Regions from separate parts of the Homo sapiens genome. Here regions 1 and 3 are each linked to region 2. The links are chromatin loops, found by intact Hi-C in ENCODE. Cell type or tissue: PC-9. All regions are shown on one strand. Links, peaks and the distances in the headings refer to the core of each region. The heading gives the core; the rest is flanking DNA.

The links. A loop is a pair of places that touch in the nucleus more often than their neighbours do. Peaks named below come from ENCODE experiments on the same cell type or tissue, not always from the same donor. Only the 100,000 strongest peaks of a DNase experiment are listed, where the experiment ranks them.
Region 1: a loop joins it to region 2, with 2.7 times the contacts of the local background. A loop is called at or near these places in 1 of 110 quality-filtered maps.
Region 3: it touches region 2 in a loop (5-fold over the local background); 1 of 110 quality-filtered maps calls a loop at or near these places.

The regions. Positions count from the first base shown.
Region 1 is chr6:125,943,475-125,949,392 of GRCh38, reverse strand. No RefSeq gene overlaps it. Among named protein-coding and RNA genes, the nearest start is that of HINT3, 10 kb to the left of the region's middle. RefSeq lists enhancers at 2,756-3,050, 2,701-3,195. In PC-9, for the core only: no CTCF peak of the experiment used is centred there; DNase peaks (open chromatin) are centred at 2,932 and 3,822; H3K4me3 peaks cover 837 bases; H3K27ac peaks cover 4,000 bases.
Region 2 is chr6:125,188,937-125,194,854 of GRCh38, reverse strand. The region is part of intron 1 of TPD52L1 (TPD52 like 1); the gene reads right to left. LOC100126584 (a long non-coding RNA gene) reads left to right here. Exons shown (of 4, transcript NR_149043.1): 2 at 4,191-4,246. Among named protein-coding and RNA genes, the nearest start is that of TPD52L1, 38 kb to the right of the region's middle. In PC-9, for the core only: CTCF peaks have their summits at 2,118 and 2,320 (motif pointing left); DNase peaks (open chromatin) are centred at 1,444 and 2,384; H3K27ac peaks cover 2,863 bases.
Region 3 is chr6:125,111,173-125,117,090 of GRCh38, reverse strand. No RefSeq gene overlaps it. Among named protein-coding and RNA genes, the nearest start is that of TPD52L1, 40 kb to the left of the region's middle. In PC-9, for the core only: CTCF peaks have their summits at 2,428 and 2,627 (motif pointing right); a DNase peak (open chromatin) is centred at 2,640.

The DNA of each region.
Region 1 (5,918 bases), core at 1,038-5,037, 750 kb before region 2:
TTAAAGCAAAAAAGTTTATTTCTTGCTCACTCACATTTGTGTCTACTGCAGGTCAACTGTGTCTTCGTGGACTTTATCTCATGACCCAGGCTGAAGGAGCAGCCTCCATCTGGAATGTTTCTGGTGTCAGGGCAGAGGGAAGAAATAACACAATGGAGCCACATGATGGCTTTTAAGGCTTCTTCTCAAAAACAACTTAAGTCAGTTGCACCGCATGTCATTGACCAAAGCAAATCCCAAGGCCAGCCCTGACATCAGCAGAACAGGGTAAGTATAATGCTGGCACTGGACAAGGCAACAAATATTATGAACAATAATACACTCCACTACAGATGCCTATTTGGTACATCTAAGTGACAATGTCATTAGTAATTGGACATATGAGCCTGAGGTTCAAGACAGAAGTCCAACCTGGAGATACACATTTTGGAATTTTCAACATATAGTAAAGTATTTACATTCACAAAATTAGAAGAGATCATCCAGGGGGTAAGTAGAAGTAGAAAAGAGAAAAATTCCAAGGACCAAGCTTGGAGCAGTCTAGCATTGTGAAATCGGATAAATGACAAATAATGAGACGTGAATGAGAAAAAGTGTCCTATGACACAGGAGAACAAGGAGAGAATGGTGTCCTGAAGGCAAAGCAAAGAGTGTTTCAAATAGGAAGGCGTGATCAACTATGCCAAAGGCCAGTAATAGCATGAGAAAGAGGAAGACTCAGAATTGACCTAAGGTCATTGGAAAAGCTGATAAAAGCAGTTTTAGTGTTAGAGGTGGGAAGAAAGGCTGATTCCTGTTGGTTTAAGAGAGAATGATAAAAAAGGAATTTAAGTCAGTAAGTTAATAACCAAAGAGATTATTCATAGGAAAAAAGAGAAGTTATGTAAAAAATATCAGAGACTATGAGCTACACTGATAAAGGCCAGAAGAGGTAGAGATACCGGAGTGGCTGAGCAAAGTGACTGTTACCAACTCAAAGTAAATAAATTTCTTTCATGTTAAGTTGCTCAGGTGTCTCCATTCCTTGAAACCTCAGGAAACTCAACTAACTTACCATTCTTTCCCCACCAGCTTTCTAACTCTACCTCTATCACATTTTAAAAATTTTATACACTTGCTTCAGTTTGCAAGCTGTGTATCCTGGTATGTTAAATGGATTGTTAAATTATTCCATTATTATATGCTGTTTAAATCCTATACATAGGATGATGCTTTCTAGATGTTCCTGTCAGCTCCCAATACTTATTTGAATGTAAATTCCCTGTGGGTGGGACGTGGTCTTGTTTATCAAAACATCCAGCCTGGTATCTGGCACACAGTAGGCTGTGGAAAAACATTAATTGTGGGAATGGATAGATGGATTGTACATATTTAAAAATGTACAGTGAAATCTGATTTTCTCAATGGCATCACTAATGGCATAGCTACTGGTATTGTCCTTTCAAATTCAACTTTTCTTTTTGTGGGTTTTTATTTCTCTCCGTGATGCTAAATGCATAATACTCTTTTTATTGCTGCTTCAAATACCAGTTAATATCAGTATTCTGGGTGGAGCTGTTCCTGGCAGGCTGTCATGAACCTAAGAGGCTGCCTTGGCACAGAGGCCCAACCTAACTGATGACCAATCCTTTCTCAAGAGCATTCCAGGGCATCTTCTCTCAGCAGGAAACTGCTGGCTGGGCCGTACCCTTAGAAAGGGATAGTGGACCCTTCTAGTACAAGAAATTAGCTCATAAAGACAGTTGTGACAACTGGCCACCATTTCAGGGGGCAAAAAAAATTATATCTCTTCTTTATACCATGCACTCAGATATACTTCTGTTGAAATTAACTATTTAAATGCAACAACTGAAACCAAAGAACTGTTACGGGTTTCTTTAAGATGTGGGTGAATATTTACTTTGCCTTGGGGGTGGCAAGGAAAGGGCCTAAGTGCTCAAAATGGATTCCATTAAATAAATTACTGATTGATGTAAAATAAGATTTTTTAAAGTATGTAAAAGTGCCAAAAACTGCATTGAAAGAAAAGTGGAAATTTGAGTGAAAATATTTGCATCATGCGTGAAAAATAGTATTAATAAACTTATCTAGGAAGAGTTCTTACAAAACAATGAGAAAGAATTGAGGCCAGCACAGTGGCTCACACCTGCAATCCCAGCACTTTGGGAGGTCGAGGCAGGTGGATCACTTGAAGCCAGTAGTTTGAGACCAGCCTGGGCAACATGGTGAAATCCTATCTGTACTAAAAATACAAAAATTAGCTGGACATGGTGGTGCACGCCTATAGTCCCAATTACTCAGGTAGCTGAGGCAGGAGAATCGCGTGAACCCACAAGGCAGAGGCTGCACTGAGCTGAGATCATGCCACTGCACTCCAGCCTGGGCTACAGGGCAAGATCCTATCTCAAAAAAAAAAAAAAAAAAAAAAAAAAAAAAAAACAGTTGAAAACCCTAGCAGAAAAATAAGCAGCTTTTATGAAAGTAATTAATTAAAAGAAAAAGTACCATTTAAAAATGTGAAGAAAATATTCATCCTTACTAGAAATTGAAGAAGTCTACGTTAAATAACAGTGAAATAAGCCTTTCCCCAATTAAATTGGCAAAGATTCCTTTATGCAATAGCATTTGTATTGCGAGGGCACAGGAAAATAAACACTCTCCTACACAACTGACATGATGCACTCTACATTTCTGATAACGTAAAGAAAGAGTTTCAGGAGGGAGGATAGGAGACCATTTATGGGAATTACAGAGCTCTATGAGGGTTAGAGAGCTGGAAATAAGGGGTGCCCTGGGACTCTGATGCTTCCCGTGTAATTCACATGAGCAAGGATAAAGGGCGTAATGGGAAAATTGAAGCTCTCAGAAGAGAACTTCAACTGACTCCCTCCAAAATGATGACTCATATACTTGGCCTTCCTGACTGATACCAAAGATAAACAGTCTGTGCTCATATCAAAACTAATTCCTCCACTTACATGCTAGATCCCATTCCTTCTTGCTCACGCAAGAACACCACTTCAGAAATTCCCCTTATGTCTTACATCATGTATTTTATTATCTTTACTGGATCATTCTATCCACTTACAAACATGCTATAATTTCTTCCACTCTAGAAAAATGAAATGAAACTTTCTTTTGAGCCTACTTTTCCCACCAGGACCTGTCCCATGTATTTGTTGCTCTTAGCAGGAAATCTTGAAATAAGTGTCCATACTAGCTCTCTCCAATTTCTTTCCTCCCGTTCTCTTGTAAACCTTCTCTTCTTTCAAGCTTTTCTCTCCACACACACTGCTCTTGGGTGACCTCCACATTGCCAAATTCAATGGCAATTCTCAGTCCTTTTCTTATCTGATTAGCAGCATTTGGCACATTTTAATAATCCCTGTCTCCTTAATACACCTTCTTCATATGTTTCCAGGTCACTGCATTCTCTTGTTTTCCTTTTTTCCTCTTAAGTTCTTTCCCTTCCCTTTGTATCTCCCCTCTAAACTCTTAGTGTTGGAATGGTCCAAGGCTCAGTTCTTGGTCTTCTTCTCTATCTACAATTGCTCCCTTGATTTTATCCAGTCTCACTGCTCTAAATATCTATAGGCCCATGGCCTACACTTGTAACTCTTCATGCTTTTCTTCAAGTCACAATCCAACTACATGCTTGATATTTCCATTCAGGTGTCCGATAGATTGAACTGCTGATTTTTTTTTTTCCTAGAAATCTCTTTTATGCACAGACTTCCAATGTTGGCTGATGACAACTTAATCTTTGCAGCTCTAGAGCCTTTGACTCCTCTGCTCAAAATTCCATTCTTATCAGCAGGTTGATTAAGTAACTTGTGCAATGTCATCCTATTAGTCAGTGACAGAGCTGGAACCCAGAGCCAGGCAGTCTAATGGGAGCTTGAATATGTTAAATAGGTTACAAAAGAGTATGGCTAGTATGATTCCATGTTTATTAAATATAATTAAGGATTTATAAGAAAATGCCTGAAAAAATAGATTCACTCTTGGTCTGTGGATGGACATATTATGGCTGGATGTTTTTCCTTCCCTTTTATCTCTACATTTTATTTATTCAACAATACTTTTGTCATAAGTAAAACATCCTGATCAACTTTTTTTAAGATTCAGGATTCCAGATGAACTTCATTTCCTCTAATAATTCTCTGCTTTATAAATAACCCTCTTCCATATATTTTTGAATTGTTCATGACATGTCAGAAGATATAGGGCATTTTCATGCAGATTTCATGGTATTTCTGGCAGAGGTGGACTATTGAGCTGCTATGACCATATGCATGATACAGTGTCATGTTTCTTTCCATTTTATACTGAGGATATGGAAAGTGTGTTTGTGGGTTTGTCCTAATCTGATAAAATATCATCTTGACAATAGGTATATCGTTTTCTGCATCCAAAATAGAAATTTCCTGAGCATGAATACAAAGACTATTCCTGTCTTATATTTAGTAAATACCAATAAATTTTTGCTCTTTCACCACTGTCTGAAGAATATTAGATTTTTCCAAAGGTAAAAGAATAACAAGCATGAAAACATTTCTCCCTCCTTAAGAAAAATAATAAAAGAAATACTTAAGGCTAAGGTGGCTGTTGCCTGGTACTAAATGCTGCGTGTATATTGGCCTCCATCCGTTGCAAGGATTGTGAAATGTCTGGGCAAAATAAGGGGAGGAAGTAGTGCTTGTGTGTGGGAAAAGAGAAATTTCCAGTTTCTGATTACTGAACTACCGTACAGCTCTCTTTGAACAAATACTGGCCGGTGGCCCAAAGTCCCAACTGTAGCTCTTTGAGCTTTGCTAAAGGACATTAAGGGAAGTCCTGATCTGTTGTTAAGTGGAAACAGTGTAAATTATTTCTAATGGAAAGAATGACAAAAGCAAAACTTCCCCATCCCTGCTATTTCCTTGATAAATTGCTTTGTTTACTCGTCTACAGGATGTAATGCAGACATTTCTGTTTTTTATAATCTTTCTTAAAAACCATGTCCTTAAACAAAGCATTGAAAATAATCTCTTCTTTTTTTTTTAAATCAGGAACAAGGCTACACCTGGACTTTGTATTTTTGATAAAGAATTCAGCATAAACAAAGTTGGGTGTGACTAACACCATCATATTTCTAACTTACTTTCATCTGGCATTTTACAATTTTCTAAGACACTTTCATATGCACAAATTGATTTTCATGTCAACTGAGAGAAAAGGATATTATTATCCCTATTTTAGAAATGGAGAAAATAGGACACAGGAAGATGAATTTACTTGGTGGATGATAGATGGGTCTGTCTTGCAGGCCTTTTAGTAGCACAGTGAGGCATTTCTTATCTCCTCCAAAGCAGTACGAAACAGCTACCATGTAAATCAGCATAACTCTGACATCCTGAAGTTAATGTCAATTTTCTTGTCAAGCTCACACCTATATTTCCTCATCATCTCAAGGCCAATGTATCTTATCCACACCACTAACTCTTGTTCTTATTAGTTACCCTCGAGGTAAAAATTTCTCTTTACTCATACCCAAACTTTCCCATGCTTCTTTTCCCCAAACTTTTTTCACTGCTAACCTCCTTTGAAGCTCTTTCCACTGTAAGAAACACAATTTCTTTGTACTTACTCAAACCTATATCCTCAACCTCTTAGCAGAGCGAAATCTTCACCTTCTTTCCTTAACTGAAACTTGGATTTCCTGCAAGAATATTATTTCCCTTGAGCTTTGACAAGCAAAAACTGCTTATTCTCTCTTCCCAACACACTGAGAGATTTGGAAGCAGGGCTGGCATTCTCCTAGCTTCTAAATGCCAGCTCCAGGTGATTCCATTCCTACCCAAGTGCAATGGTGCGATCTCAGCTCACTGCAACCTCCACCTCTTCGGTTCAAGCAATTCTTCTGCCTCATCCTCCCA
Region 2 (5,918 bases), core at 638-4,637:
GTTGACACCAACTAACTATAAATAAGAAAAGAAAACATTAAATGCTTTAACCAAGGTTTAAACTACGTGCTATTAACACAAATAAGGAATATTTAATTCCAATAGCTGACACCAAAGATCTTCATAGAGGTAATATTGTCTGAGTTTGGTCTTACAAAGTAGGAAGATTTCATTCTCGTTTCGGCAGCACATATATTAAAATAAGATTTAGACAGAGGTAGAGAGGGCATCTTATATGGAAGATCATTGGCAAAGTATCAGGTACATTGAAAGAACCAAGAGCTGCTTGATTGCCTGGGGTCAGGGTTCCAGGGGAACCTAAGGATAGTATGAAATACGCCAAAAAGGACATTTGGTCCAGATCATAGAGGACGTTGAATTCCATGGTAAGGAGTCTGGAAGCAGTAGAGAAGCACAGATTTTTGAGCAGAAGAATGATGGGATAAGAGATGTGTTTAAGGAAGAAAACACTACTTTCTTGGTGCTGCGATGTATTTCATGAATGACCTGAGGGGTTGTTGAGTTATAAACGGCCTTAACCTTTAAACAGAAAGCTCAGTAATGCTGAGACTGTAGAGTTAATGGTGAGTTAATGGTTCTTCTGGATCTTAGCCTGCTGTCAGCTGGCATTTCTAATTTATTGCAAACTAGACGCTTCCAAAGGAAATGGAAAAAGTCACACCTAAAACTAATCCTATAATTAAGTAAAACAAAAACAAAAACTCAAAATCCACAAGTAGTTCCAGTCCACTACTATTAGAAACTAAAAAGCATGGGGCCTTGTCCTTTTATCAGCCTTTTGTTTTTTTAGAAAAAAAAAAAAAAAAAAAACTATTCAGAAGACTTTTCCACAAAATTCTCTATTTATCTGAATCATTATGATTGAAGAGACTTGATCTATAAATTGAACCATCAGTGTTAGCCTCAAGAAAAGCAAAAACCCACTGGGTTGTGAGCTCCTTGAAGCCCCGGGCCAGGGCTTCATGACCACCAAAGCCCCAGCTCACTCTGCAAGGCTCCTAGCAGTTGCTCAGTGAAAACCAGTTGCATAATGAATGTATAACAGCTTGCACTCTTACCAACACTGATGCTGGAATTGGGAGAGGAGGACATATATACACACATGAATTAATATATTTGTTTTTCATATATTTTTAAAATATATGCATATATTTTTCATCTGTATGTGTGTTGCATAGGTATCTTTTCATGTATATATTTTCATATTTGTAACAGGCATATGTTTTCCATATATATGGCTATTTTCTGCCCTTCCTCAGCACCCACAGCAGTGTGGTGGCCTGTGAAGTTCTGCCATCACAGAGAGAGCACCAAAGGCAATAATTCACAGAAAAGCTGCTTGGGACTTTTGCAACCATTCTTGAGTCTACTGGTTCTCAGCTATTTTCCCATCCCAATACTCCTGAAGGCTATGGCACACCCATGAGGAACAGTGACTCAGTGTGACAGCAACGGACACACCTCACCCCACCCTACCCAGAAAGCATATCAGAAGAGGGAGAAGGAAAGGATGAGGGAAAGGAAAGGAGAACATAAACATAAGCAGTTTGAACAAAAAAGCCCCGAAGTCCTTCTGCTATACCCCACCAGGGACAGGTCTTAGCCACAGCCTCCATCCCCCCAACTTGAAAATCAAGTATCATTTAAGTGGTTGGCTTTCAGAGTTAGAGGGGCCTGAATCTAGTCCTAGCAACACAATTATCAGCAGAGTGATCCCAGTCATCACAGTTAGCTTCTCTATGCTTCACTTTCCTCATCTGCAAAAGAAAGATAATAGTAACTATCTCAAATAGCTACTTGGAGGATTAAATGAGACTAAATTGTATAAGCTGTTGGGCACAATGCTTAACACATAAGGATAATAAATAGATGTTAGCAATGATTATTATCAACAACCAGCCCTTATAATTAAATGTTTGCCATGGAGGACATGGATGCTAATCAAAGCTTCCAAGAAATCAGGTGGGACATTTGTGATAGATCCAGCTGTCACTGGGCTTTATCAACAAGGTATATGTGCAAGTCAGGTGCAGATGTGAGACAGGTGAGTCCATATGGGTCCATCTGGGTGCAGACTCAGGCCCGCCACCAAAGCCGACCGTATGCAGCAAAGTGCTTGGTTGGTATTTGGAACCACGACTAATGTTCCCTTTTCTTTCTTGGTTCTTATTAATTCAGAAAAGCGGGCTCAGCCCTAGTTGGAAAGTCAACAAAGGGAACAAAAAACTGATGCTGGTTTTCTTAGGAATGAAGATGGGGCTCTCTGTTAAGGTGCTACTTCCTGCCTCAGGACTTGCGGGCAGATAAAATCAAGGGCTCTCTGGCAACAGCACAACCCCTGGTGGCCAGATGATGTCACTGCAGGTTTTTCTCCATTAAAAGAACATAGTATGAATGAGTCACATCACAGCTGCAACTCTGTTTCTCCTCCCCTGCATAGACTATGCTCTAAGCTACCAGCAAGTACATTCGGGGATCCTGCTGAGGCAACACCAGATAAAAAAAAAAAAAAGATTTTTTTTGTTGTTGTTCTCAAAATTCTGATTGCTGCAGATTGAACCCAAAGAACTTTATTCTGCTCAGGTCAGCCGGGTTCTGAAACTCTTGGCATTAAAAGCAGAGTGGGTGACAATCATAAACCTACAGTTAAATGTCTAGTGTCCTGAGTGCCAGGCTCATCAGGAAAACAAAAATTTCCACTTGTAGTCAAAGCCAACCTCAGCCCCTCCCACTATTCTCCTACAACAAAGGCCCTAAGGGAACAGTGAGGAAAGAACGTGGCTTTCTTCCCCCCTGGCATGCTACAGAAGCTATCGTGAAAGCTGGTGACTATTTAGTAGATATGTCAGGGTCCTTCATTCATAATTTTGTTCAAATCTTTTGATTCTACTTAGATTCTGCTTTAGAATAGCAAAGTCCATATGCTATTACACAGTATGAATACTGGCTCTTTTTCATTTCTTCTTGAACTTACCTTGTTAAAAAATAATAATAGCTTGTAATGACAAGGTATGTCAGTGCCCAATGAACAGAAGGGAGGGGGAGAAAAAACAGAGGTATCTGAAGGCCACTGAGGATAGGGAGACATTCCACAGTTGTTCACTTCTTCCTTCACTCCCAGCTCTCTCTCTCCTCAGATGATAGGGAGGTAAACATGCTTAGAGTTCATTTGGTCTTACACTCAGAATGTCTGCACCCTGTTTCTCTATTTTGATGAACTATATGCCAGGATAGCCAGCCAAGTAGAAAACACTGCCGTTCTTGCACATCTACAATGCTGCACAAGTAACATTTCACAATGGGTAGGTTCCTCTGCACTGTTTCAGTTAGAAGAAAGAACACAATTCACCCAATTTTAAACACATCATTATCCCTTCACCATTTCCTTTCAAAATCAAAGAAAAGGAATTAAGTCCATATTTTGATGGGAGCTGGAAAAAAACGTTTGGACTCTCCCTTCTTCATTTAGAAAAGGAAAAGCTGCCCCCTTTCACAGAAACACATCAAGCAAGTGGACAATGAGCGACATACAGGTGCAAATGCCAAAGGACAATTTGTTCTTCTGCAAAATCATTCAGCAGGAAATTGGGCTAAGAGTATTACTGAGAATAAAGAAAGCGTGGCTGGAACAAAATAAACAACAACGCAACTCCACAGCAAGAAAAGAAAACCCAAGATCAGCAAGGAATGATTCCATGTAAGAGAGAAATGTTAACTGTAGTTGTGAGGACAAGTGAATTTAAAATCATATTAAGATTCCACATAATGTTACACGATATACAAATCACTATAGTTAATATGTAGAGTCAAGACAACAAGAGTAGATGGTGCCATTGTTACCTTGATGTAGCAACAGAGAATGATATATTCAGTACAACATACTCTAAAGCAGGGGTCCCCAACCCCTGGGCTACATACAGGCGGTTAGGAACAAGGCCGCACAGCAGGAGGTGAGTGGCAGGCAAGCCAGCAAGGCTTCATCTGTATTTACAGTGGCTCCCCATTGCTTGCATTACAGCCTGAGCTCTGCCACCTGTGGGATCAGTGGCAGCATTTGATTCTCAAAGGAGTGCGAACCCTATTGTAAACTGCACATTGAGGGATCTAGGTTGTTCACTCCCTATGAAAATCTAATGCCTGATGGTGTCACTGTCTTCCATCACCCTCAGATGAGACCATCTAGATGCAGAAAAACAAGCTCAGGACTCCCACTGACTACATTAGGGTAAGTGGCATAATTATTTCATTATATATTACAATATAATAATAATAGAAATAAAGTGCTCAGTAAATGTAATGTTTTTGAGTCATCCCAAAACCATCCCCCAACCTTCGTCTGTGGAAAAACTGTCTTCCAGGAAACCAGTCCCTGGTACCCAAAAGGTTAGGGACTGCTGCTGTAAAGCGTGCTGGGACAGTCTTCATGGCTCTGAGTCTCATGGGTTCCCGTTATCAGTTTGGTTGTTGCAGTGACTCCCACAAGCTACCAACTTCAGTACTGTTTTCAGAAAAAAATGACCTAGAACCTAACAGAAAATGGACCACCAGGGACAACGGTCGGCTTCATTTGGGTCTGGTCACAAAATTGGGGTCATATTTTGACAGTCCTACAAACTAAGAATTCCTGCCATTCACAAAGTCACAGCTGGTAGAAATTCTTCAAATTATGATCAATATAGTTCACAGAAACTATTTCCAGTGGCACTTTTAGTTACTTTGAAGTTGTCTTCAGCCATAGAAAGACATGGCAAATGTCTTAGAAGCAGATAGCTATATCTATACTTCCTTCTGTCCTAACCACCACCGACACCCCAATGTTGGTAGAGAATTCTAGTAAAGAAAGGAAAGTGGAAAGGTGAGTTTTAGGGTTACCTATAATTTGACTTTCTGTGTCTCAAAGTACCCTTTTTTGTTATGTGTTTTGTCAAACCTAAGTTATTATTGCTATTGCTTTTACTTTATATTCTTCTCTGTGTAGTGCATACTAAACAAACCTTAAAACACAAGTGGCTCAATTTACTTCAAATATTCATGTAAAATAAAATCGAGTTCCTTCAGTATCAGATTTGGAACTACTTCAGAGTGAAAAGGAAATAACAATGAGAATAGTGAAAGGAGGCTCATGGAAAAGTACCAAGCAGAGAGAGGTTGCCAACCTTTCCCCATGTGATGAACTCTCTTTTGACAACACCCACACAATCAAAGGCATCAATGTTAATCATTCAGAAAAATAAGTTAGGTTAAAAAAATTAAGTAAATGACAGGATAGAAAAGCCTTTGTTTTCCTAGTGAATATCTAAAAATGTGTCTTATACACATCTTAAATTAGGTATATTGTAAAAGAGGCCACAGGCAGAGTCCAGTTTCCACTGGCTTTTTGAAATTCTTTGCTCCCAAATCCAGTTAGATATAACACACATCATTTTACTTTGTAGTCAAAGTATGAGCCAGATTTTCAAACACTTCCACTTTAAATGCCTGTACATAAGTCACCTCTGTTCTTATGACCCACACAAATCCTGTATTTAGAATAGTGTACAACTGATCTCTACTGATTATGAAGAATTAAGTAGTCAATATGCCCAACTGGGGTTATTATTATAAAAGAATATACTTAAGTGTTGCTTAGTTTCATATGGAAATTCTTTTTCCAACTTTAGCTTATTCTTTTAAAGCCTAAATGGGAGAGGAATCCAAGAAAGCTTAGGGCAGAGTTGAAATCAACTGAGATGCCTTCTATTTATACCAAGATGACCAGTCTTCTCATGACAGTCCCAACTGTAGGAGAAAAATCGTTAGCTAAGGCATCTACCACAGCAGTTAAAATTTATTTGCCTCTAGCTTAAGCTAATTCTCTAAAAGTATTGCAAGGCTTTGGCCCAAGGTAAACTTAAAAC
Region 3 (5,918 bases), core at 1,038-5,037, 78 kb after region 2:
AAACCAAAGTAATTATACTAGTTTAAGTAAATATTAGCAATTTTATTTTGACTGTGCTAAAATAATCATCATATACACACACGCATACACATTTGTGTGTGTGTGTGTGTGTGTGAGTGTGTGTTTGTAACGTCTCTTTGGAGGTTGGTATTATTATCCCCATCTTACAGATGAAGAAACTGAGTCTTAGATTATTTGACTGGCTTGGATCAAACAGCTAATAACAGTGGAGATGGGACATAAATCCAGATTAACTCCTCAGCCTTCGTTCTTAACCATTATGCCACATTGCCTCCAATTTCTAGTTTTCTTTCTCTCCATTCCTGGAAACACTTAAATAATTACTATCACAGTGCATCCTATAAAAAACATTAGCGAATATTCAGTGAAAATACAAATTAACAACCAAGGTTGGTGGATTAAATTTACTTGAAGTCAATGTTGCACCATATTGGTGGACAAACTTGCAAAAAGAAAAAATATGCAACTTCCTCTTAAATATATTGACCTCCATCTATACCAGAATGCTTTATTTTCTGCATATCTAATGATATCTGTTAAACAATCATCTGTTTTTTCAGAGGAGGAAGAAAAGGGCTGCTCTATTCATGAGCTGGGTGAACAGTTTAAAGCATTCACTAGAAAAATGAAGAAAATTAACACAATTTGACAAGCTGTAGGAACTTTCATGCGATGTGACATTTTAAACCAGTTCAGTAAGGAAAATACATAATTATTCCTCATAACTGTCACATGAATATAGCAGCCACTCTAAATGCTGGTGAAGAAAATCAATCTGAGAGCAAACAAGATCCATCAAACTGCTTGCATAATTCAATGGCCTGTAGAAAAAAGTATTCTTCCCTTTTGACTCAAATATTAAAGGAATTGTGCTTTCTACCTTATTATCTCTTCTCCATCCTCCTCTCCCTATTTCTAGCTTACCTGCACTAACACACATACACACACACACACACACACATTCACTCCCTCATCTGGTTTCAATAACTCACAATGATAATAGTCACAGTTGATTTCAACAATTCATAAGCTAGAGTGCTCCACCTAGATCTATTGTTTTCAATAAAAGCAGCAGAATATTGACATACATTATTTATTTATAATAATTATAGTTATTATATTCTGTAATTTATGCATTGTTGTGGAGCATTTATTATGTTTGATTCTATCATCACAATTCTCTATTTGCTATTACTCAAATTTGCTTAATGTTGTACTAATTTCTCCTTGGCATGTAATATTTATGTATCTTTCTATGAAGTCTGTCAGTTCTTTTTGTCTCTTGGGTAGTATCATTTCTTCCAACAAGGACCATTGCTTTATTTAATGAGTCTGTTTTTTGAAGAGCATAAACTACTGCCCTTGAATGTACTATACCCTAAATCTGTTTTTATGTTCTCATAGTTTAAAATTCATGATATACACAGTGAGTGTATTACATTTTCTACATGTGGATTAGGGGTGATCCAGCCATCATCTAGTTTATTTGGCAGCCTCTAGTTTTTTCCCCCTGAAAATCACAACCATATTGTTATCCATGATCTAATAATGTTATTACTATCACAAATCTAATCATGTTATTACTATCTTCATAAATTAAAAAAAACTCTCCATAACCCAAGGGCATTTCTCAAAATTTTATCTACCTGATGTTATCTATATTGCTTCTAAAATAAATAAAACAAATCAGATAACATTTTAAAAAGTAAACAGATTTCAAGATCAAACACATTGTGAAATATTCATATTATCACTCCCTCTTATAATTTTATTATATTATAACAATTTCTATAATAAAAACAAAATTCTGCTTAATTTGGATTAACTCAGCATTTCCCAAAGTTGACTACACACACACACACACACACACACACACACAAACACACACACCACAAATACACATATTTCAATGGTGGTGGGAATATTTCTTAAAATTTCATGAGCCTCTATTTTTGTGGAAATGATGAATCTACAGTAAGCAAATCCACAGTCTTCTGCATGACACAAGAGGCCTTGCCCAGTGGGGCCACTGCCCACTTCTCTCCCTGCATTGCCATGATGTGCCAACGAATGATGTGCCAATCATTCATTGCACTCTGGGGTCCAGCCATTTATAACAAATTGCAGTTTCCCCAAGAGGCAAGTGTTTCCACAACTCTTTGCATTCACATATACTTTAGTCTCTCTTGGGAAAGTTCTTTGTCTCCTTGCCTATCAAACTAACTTCTCATCATTCTTGCTTCCATTTTGAAAAATAACTTTTTTGTGACAGCTTCCCTGACCCCTTATACCATAAAACCTATTTATATAAAATTAGCTTTTCCAAAGTGTTGTATGAGGTATGATTCTAGTTGGTACTCAAATGAAGAATTTTTTATGTTAATAGTTATGTATTTATTTTAGCATGTATTAAAAACATACTGGTTTTCTATCATAATGATTAAAATTAGCTTGTGTAATACATTGAGTTTATCTTAAGAAGTAAGCCAACTTAAATAGAAATTTAAAATAAAAACAGCTTATTTGGATATGGCAAAATAGCATGTAAATGATCATCACTAACTGATTACATTATTAACACTTATCAACTGATTCAAAATTGCAGGGCCCATGATGAACATCAGAGGGCGCCAAATCATAAACACTTTAAGACATAAGCATGTTAAAGATGACTTTATTTCAATGGTAAATTCAATGATGATAATAGCTATCATTTCTTGATTAGCTATTTTGTTTTAAGCACTTTGTTAGGCAATTTACATATATAAACTCATTTTCTTCTCACAATATTTATTAAAAGTAACTATTATTATCTCCATTCTATAAATGAGATTATTTCAGATAATAACAATGTTTCATTGTTTTGTTTTTGTTTCGATTTGTTTTTTGCATTTAACATTGTTCAATGCACTGTGCTAAGACATCGACGTAAATGACCTCAGTTATAATCTGCAGTAACCCTGTGAGTTATGGTATATTGCATTCCTTGTTTGTAGATGAAGACACTGAAGCTTAGAGAGATGAATTAATTTGCTCAAAAGTACATGGTAAGGCAGTTATTCATGGAGATAATTATGTCTGAAGCTAAATCCTCATATTTTACTAAGGCAAATGACCTTTCAAGGATCTCAGAATAAATTCTCTCCCTTTATCTCTTTCTGCATCTTCATGTGCATTAAATACATAACATCTGAGGGTGACATCAGCAAGATGGCCAATTAGAGTTACCTGGATTTCATCCTCCCCACAGAAAGGAAAAAAACAATGAATAAACAACTATATTTCAACTAGAGTGACTGAGGAAGAAAGCTGAGAGCACCAGGGGAACAGCAACAACTCTGTGGAGTACAAAAACCCAGAAGAGTACCATAGAGAGGAAAGCAAGGCATCCTCCCTCTGCCACACTGTCTGCCACACTGTCTCCCACACAGAGATCAACTGGGAGTCAGAGGGAACTTCTTTCTACAAGGAAAAGGTGAGCTGGAGAACCCTAGTGGCCTCCATTGCTTCCACATATGCTCACAGTCCTTGCTACAGGAGAGCACCTCAGTTCTCACAGGCTCTGAATCAAGTCTGCAGTGTAGCTGGGAGTCTGCGCAGCTGCACTATTTCATAGTAAGACCCTTCTTGAGCATGCCCCTCCACCACAACCTACACTGTTATAGTTTGGTGCCATCTTGAAACTGGGACTACTATTAGAGTGTGTCCTGCTCTATGGTCACTAGCAACTGATTCCATTGCTGAGGCCCTGCTGTTGTGCCACTGTGTTCACACAAGGGCCTGCAACACCATGGTTCCAGCTGTCTAGAGTACAAACCAGATGGAATGGCCAAGAACCCAGCATATGAACCCATACAGCATATCACCCCCTCCAGAGAACAGGTGGAACTGCATACAGGAGAAGCTGCTGAACAGCCTATCAGCCACTAGGCCTGCACACACCCACACTGCACAGCTAGCAGATCCAGCAAGCTTTGTGGGCTCCCACCTGGCCTGACAGCTGGTCCTGTGGCAGCCTGACCTGCAGGATATACTGCTGCATCCTGCCCAGCTCCACTGTGCCCATGAATACCCATGCACAGCCTGACAACTGGTTCTGCAGTAACCTCATCCCTCTGGACAAGCTACCACAGAGCTACCTGGTCTTGAATGCACCCAATGCACCCACTAGCACCCCTACCTGGCCTCTTACCGCAGGTCTGGGAGTAACCCTGCCCCCTGAACAGACCACTGCATAACCGCCTGGCCCCATTGAACCCATGAGTGCCCATGCCTGGCCTCTGACGGCCAGCCAAGCAGCTGCCACTGCTTCCTCAAAGAGCCCACTGAACTACCTGTCAATCCTCCACAAATATATTTTTCTGGCTCAACATCCAGCCTGGTGCCCCCATCTTCAGCAAAACCACACCATCACAAACACCAGCAGCCTAGGCCATTGAGGCAATCACAGACATATCTGACAAGGATTACAATGGAAGAAACTACACAGAGACCACACTCCCGAGTTCACGCAGAACCAAATCCAACTCTACAGCCAACCAGCATCCTAAAACCCACTTAAAGGAAAAAGTTTCTCACTCAAAAGCTACTTCAAAAAACTGGAAAAAGTGACTTTTATAGTAGATTTGCAGATATCAATATAGAAACACAAGAAACATGAAAAAGGAAGAAAATATGACACTCCCAAAACTCAAATAGGCCTCAAGTAACAGATCCCAAAGAAAAAGACATTTATGAAATATCTGAGAAGGGATTCAAAATAATCTTAAGGAAACTCAGTAAGATAGAAGAGAACACAGGCACACAATTCAATGGAATTAAGAAAACAATTTATGGCCAGGTGCAGTGGCTCATGTCTGTAATCCCCATACTTTGGGAAGCTGAGGCAGGTGGATAACTTGAGGTCAGGAGTTTGAGTCAGGCTTGGCCAACATGGTGAAACCCCACCTCTACTAAAAATACAAAAATTAGCCAGATGTGGTGGCACATGCCTGTAATCCCAGCTACTTGGGAGCTGAGGCAGAAGAACTGCTTGAACCTGGGAGGCAGAGGTTGCAGTAAGCCAAGATCACACCAATGCACTCCAGCCTGGGTGACAGAGTGAGGCACAGTCTCAAAAAAATTTTTATGATCTGAAAGAGAAATCCAACAAAGAGATAAATATGAAAAAGAATCAAACAAGTCTTGGAGCTAAATAATTCAATAAATGAATAAAAAATATAATCGAGAGCTTCAACAACAGGTTAGATCAAGAAGGAGACATACTTTTTGAACTTGAAGACAGACCTTTTGAAATAAGCCAGTCAGTGGACAAAAAAAAAGTAAAGAAGAGTGAATAAAGTCTATGAGACTTACGACACATCATTAACTGCACAAATATTTGCATTATAGATACGCCAAGGAAGAAGAGATGGAGAAAGGCACAAAATCCTGTTTAAAGAAATAATAACTGAAAACTTCTCCCAAGTATTGGAAAAGATATGGACATCCAGATTCAGGAAGCTCAAGAGTTTCCAAATAGATTCAACCCAAAAAGATCCTCTCCAAGGCACATTATAGTGAAACAAAGACAAAGAGCAAATTCTAAAAGCTGCAGGAGAAAAATGTCAAGTCACATATAAGGGAATCCCCATGAGACTATCAGCAGATTTCTTAGCAGAAACCTTGTAGGTCAAGAGAGAATGAGTCATATTTTCAAAGTGCTGAAAGAAAAAAAGAAAGTCAGCCAGTAACACTACGTCCAGAAAAGAAGAGGGAACTCATCACCACTAGACCAGTGTCTTAGTCCATTTGCATTGCCATAAAGAAATACCTGGGGCTGGGTAATTTGTAGAGAAAAGGGTTTATTTGTCTCAGAGCTCTGCAGACTATACAAGAAGTGTGGTGCCAGAATCTGC